Regions from separate parts of the Homo sapiens genome. Here region 2 is linked to region 1. Evidence: read pairs that join two places in POLR2A ChIA-PET (ENCODE). Cell type or tissue: OCI-LY7. All regions are shown on one strand.

The links. ChIA-PET counts read pairs that join two places held together with the same protein. Peaks named below come from ENCODE experiments on the same cell type or tissue, not always from the same donor. Only the 100,000 strongest peaks of a DNase experiment are listed, where the experiment ranks them.
Region 2: POLR2A ChIA-PET joins it to region 1 with 11 read pairs; 8 of 35 experiments call an interaction of 5 or more read pairs at or near these places.

Annotation. Positions count from the first base shown.
Region 1 is chr11:111,271,245-111,273,744 of GRCh38, forward strand. All of the region lies in intron 2 of POU2AF2 (POU class 2 homeobox associating factor 2), which reads left to right. Among named protein-coding and RNA genes, the nearest start is that of POU2AF3, 26 kb to the right of the region's middle. In OCI-LY7, no CTCF peak of the experiment used is centred here; DNase peaks (open chromatin) are centred at 867 and 1,377; H3K4me3 peaks cover 1,737 bases; H3K27ac peaks cover 2,500 bases.
Region 2 is chr11:111,415,922-111,418,421 of GRCh38, forward strand. LOC100132078 (a long non-coding RNA gene) reads right to left here and starts at 2,265. Exons shown (of 4, transcript NR_046085.1): 1 at 444-2,265; 2 at 1-119. It also overlaps a transcript of BTG4 not described here. RefSeq lists a silencer at 621-670 and enhancers at 891-960, 2,011-2,120. In OCI-LY7, no CTCF peak of the experiment used is centred here; DNase peaks (open chromatin) are centred at 540, 1,420 and 2,010; H3K4me3 peaks cover 2,458 bases; H3K27ac peaks cover 2,500 bases.

The sequences.
Region 1 (2,500 bases):
CCCAGGAGCCAGAGGTTGCAGTGAGCCGGGATCATGCCGCTGCACTGCAGCCTGGGTGACAAGAGCAAAACTCCATCTCAAAAAAAAAAAGAAAGAGAGTTCTGAAGGATCACTGCCTGCTACCAAAGTCTAAGTTCCTTAGCGTGGCTCAAAAAAACTCTTTTTTATTTCTTTTTTTTCTTTTCTTTTTTTTCTGAGACAAGCTCTCACTCTGTTACCCAGGCTGGAGTGCAGTGGCATGAATTTGGCTCACTGCAGCCTTGACCTTCTGGGCTCGGGAGATCTTCCTGCCTCAGCCTCCCAAGTAGCTGGGACTTCAGGCATGTGCCACCATGCTCAGTTAATTTATTTTATTTTTTGTGGAGATGGGGGTCTCACTGTCTTGCCCAGGCTAGTCTCAAACTGTTGAGCTCAAGGGATCCCCCTGCCTCTGCTTCCCAAAATGCTGGGATTACAGGCATGAACCACTGTACCTGGCACAAAAAAGGCTAGGCATGGTGGCTCACGCCTGTAATTCCAGCACTTTGGGAGGCCAACGTGGGTGGATCACCTGGGGTCAGGAGTTCGAGACCAGCCTGCCCAACATGGTGAAACCCCGTCTCTACTAAATACAAAAAAAAAAATTAGCCGGGCATGGTGAAGGGTGCCTGTAATCCCAGCTACTTGGGAGGCTGAGGCAGGAGAATCACTTGAACCCAGGAGGTGGAGGTTGCAGTGAGCCAAGATTGTGTCATTGCACTCCAGCCTGGGCAACAAGAGTGAAACTCCATCTCAAAAAAAAGAACTTTATAACCTGGTTCCTGCATCTTCCTCCAGCTTCTCTTCAGCTTTCTTGTCTTCACACTTCCTGCCCACATTTCCAGGTATGTGACATGCAGTTCCTCACATTTTGAGCCTTTGCTTCTCCCTCCAGCAACAATAGCCCTTAAACTGATTTCCTTTTATCTAGCCTTCAGAACCAGACTCAGATATCATCTATGTTTTGATGTGCTAAATCACATTCCCCCAGGACAGTAAATCACCTCATCACCACCCCAAACTTCATCCCTGCCCCCACCCCCATACCTGCACTAAATCACATTTAGAATTCAGGCTATGTCACTTAGCAGCTTTGTGACCTTGGACAAGTCCTTCAGAAGTATCTATTAGTTTTCCCATCAATAAGCTAGGGATTATAACAATCTATCTCATTGGTTAATGGTGATGATCTAATGAAATAATGCATGTAAATCATCTCACACTCTACAGAGTACATAAAGAACCCAGACATTAGTTGTCACTAAAAATGATCACACAGACACACTAACATATGTAAAGTGCCAGACACAGAGTCTGGCGGGAAGTGGCACCAGGAAATGCTAGTCTTCTCAACCACAACCCTTATTTCTATTATTGCACCAATTACATATATATTTATGCACCTGTTTTTGCGATGAAACTGTGTGCTGTCGAGAATAGAATCTATGTCTTACTCCTCTTTGTATTTCTGGAAACTACCACAATCCTGGTGCAGAGTAGGCACAGAATACATTTTAATAAAATGAATGAAATGAAACTTCTGCTCTAGACAAGCCAACTTGCTTATTATTCCCTGAAGAAGAGCTGTGCTTTCCCACCTTGTGTTTGGTTCACAAAATTCCTCCTTCCTGGGAGCTTCCTTTCTCCTGTCTGCATCCTCTCAGCCTTCAGCACCCAATTCAAATCCTCCACACATTGATTTGCCCCTTTTCTGATGCATAGTAGATGCTTATAACTGTAGTTTATATTCATTATAGAGTATTTTTCTTATTTACAATCAAATATATAACTCAGATAAGTGGCCTATAAATCAAAACCTGTTTCAAACTTTTCAAAAGTAATAAGATTTATAAGATATGTTTGAGATAGTTTAGCCAACACACCAGATTTCACACCAACCGAAATGCCCTTGGTTCTACTATATACTTCTCCTGTTAACTAAGGCATGTAAATCTCTATATCCATTTTTTTTTTCTGGGGAGATGTTACAACCTAACATCAGTGCCCATTTAAAGACTAACTGTGTTAACATCCAGCATTAACCTTCCTTTAATTCCAAAGTTGGAGGAAAACCACATGACCTATGGTGGATCTAAATGTAGACATTAAAATGTGGTGTCAGATGTTCAATATGGTATCATCAGCTCCACCTGCCTCACAACCATAGAAATGATGACAATGAAAAATTAAATGTATAAAATACTATGAATATCTCAAAGAGGGATATCACCTGTTCACAAGTGGCTATGATTATTATTACTTAAGCATTAGTAGCAATATCTTTAAGTTTGAAGACTTATTTTCTAAACTAAATTTTATCTCAATTTGAATTAAGAAATAAAATTATACAGCAGTATGAAACATGTCATGCTAGTCAGACATCACTTCCTTAGTACATTTCAATATGTCCTTCAACTAGGTTGGCACCTAAAAATATTATTATAGGATAATAAAATGACTATAAATGTACTCAAGGGAAACT
Region 2 (2,500 bases), 140 kb after region 1:
TAGTCCCAGGTACTCGGGAGGCTGAGGCAGGAGGATCACTCGAGCCTAGGAGGTCGAGGCTGCAGGGAGCCAAGATCACACCACTGCACTCCAGCCTGGGCAACAGAGTGAGACCTTGTCTGAAAAAAGAAAAGAAAAGAAATACAGTGGAACATGGCAGCTCCTTTGTTGTTAAGTTCCAGGATATTTTTCATTCTGGGCAGCCTAAGGTGTCTTTAGCTGTTAAGGAGAAAGAGCTTGGAGGATGTGGGGAAGGGAAAGCTGGGGTACTACTGAGGGTTGAGCCTGATAGGGGGATGGAGTTGCCTGGACTGAATTTTCAGGGCCTTCATCAGTTCCTTTTCTGTCCCCTGGAAAACAAACTGGGCCTCTCTTCCTCTCTCTCCCTCTCTTTCTCTCTCTCTCCCTCTCTCGTTTTCTCACTCTGGCTCACACACACACACCTTTTCTTGATTAGATCGTTACATTCAATCCTAGGTAGGTGTGCCTCTAATTTCGGGTCCCCAAGCATACACACCCCAGACCTCAGGGGACTTTGGCTTCCTGAGGTCAGGTCGGAGCACAAACAGATCTGAAACGCCGTTAGTCACATCATGGAAGGGAGTGAGTTGGGTGCTTCAGGTAGATCCAGAGTACACCTTGGCTCTCACTCGTTATTATTTCTTAACAGTGTGAAACCCCCAGGACATCCCGACAGCGTCTGTCCTGGGTGGGCCAATGTGAGCAGAGAGCACGGGCTTTGAGGCTGGAGCCCCTGCATTTGTATTCTGGCTCCACCGCCTACCCTGTCACCGTGAGAAAGCGGTTTGACTTCTCTCAATCTCCTTTTCCCCTAGGTAGGAAAGGGACAGTAATGGTCCTTAGTAGGACTGAATGAGATACTGTGTAGGCCCAGCACGGTGCCTGAGCAGATGAAAAACTCAATAACTCATAGTCATTCTTACTTTTAACAGCACTTCCATTATCATTGTTATCCTCCAGGTCAGGAGCCACGCTGGGCCTGCGGTGAATTTTCTTAGAGTAGATTTTTAAGGGAGCCGGTCCCCAGCTCTTTCCAGAATCCCCAGAAGCTATTAAGGTTGTCTGTGTACATCCAGTTTGCCATGTTTAGTTAAACTTTGAGGGACTCACGCCCCAGTGCAGCCCACGGGGTTTTTGCAGAGCTGATGACTAATATTTTGTAGAGAGTCTGATGACTCCAATACACCTGCCTTATGTCCCTGGGTCTGAAACAGCTTTCTTAATAGACTGAGAGATTCACTACAAGGACTCTCCTTTGTCAACATTTTACCAGCCCTGATGAAGGATTAAAAATTATGTTAACCAGCAGTTCTGACTTGGCTTCTGTCAGTCACAGCTTCGCATGGCTGCACTTGCTTCTCTCTTCCTCTTCCTCTTCCTGTCCCCTCTTTGCTGATCTGGACTCAGCCTGGTATTCTTGTCACAAGGTCATCGCCTAGGTGAGCTCAGCTCAGCGTGAAACAAAACAGCTCATCTGAAGGCACCACACAGTCCGTACTGGGAGGAGGGGACCCTCCTCAATCCCCTGCCTTCTCACAAGTGGGCTCTTTTGGTTCCATCTTGCAAAAGCTGGGCAGAAAGAATTTTAATCTGAGCTCTCGGAGCCCTTGGACACAGGGACAGCATGAACTGCCCCTAATTCCTTGGGTGCTGGGTGGTCTGCAATCACTCCCTCATAGCACTGTCTGAGGGCTGACCACTCAGCTTGCAAAGATATCTAGGCACAATTTGTTTTCAAAAGGCTTGCATGTTTGTTATTTTTTGAACTTTGGCTTTAGATCAGTTTGGGTGTTCTCCAGAGAACAGCCACTCTGCTTCGGCATTGAAGCGTTCTCTCACTCACGCTCTCCTCCCTACTCCCAAGTGTCTTGAATCACTGCTGCATTGCAGGTTCATGCATCTGGACTGTTTTCATGTTCTTGGGGCATGGCGTCTATTTTATAAACACACGGTCAGTTTACACTGCCTGGGAACTTAGGGGATTTCCTCTCTGTGGGAAACAGCTGTGAGGAGCTTGACCAAACTTGGCTTTGTGGAGAGTAAGACGTCGCCTCTGATCATCCACGTGGGGCAGCTGCACTGGCTGTGTTCCTGTTGTTATGCCTGAGGATTCTCCTAGAAATCTAAGCTAAGAAGGGAAGCTCATTATGCTCTCCTCCCTGGTTTCCAGTTTAGTTGTTCATGAGTGATTTTGCATATCATAAAACCCCATGTCTGTTCACCTTCACGCCGTCTGCCAGCAGCACCTTAAGCCATCTGACTGCTGTGGGACCTCTGAGGCCACAGAATTATGGCATCATGAAGCTGGAAGGGACTTTAAGAGAGCCATTCGCCCAACACATTAGATGAGCACTTATTATGTGCAAAGTGCTGTGCTAGATGCCATGGGTGAAGGAAGGTGAGAAAGACCCAGCCTCTGTCCTCAAAGAACTGACAGACTTTAGGCTTGGCCATCATCATCACAAAGCATTCTGTGACC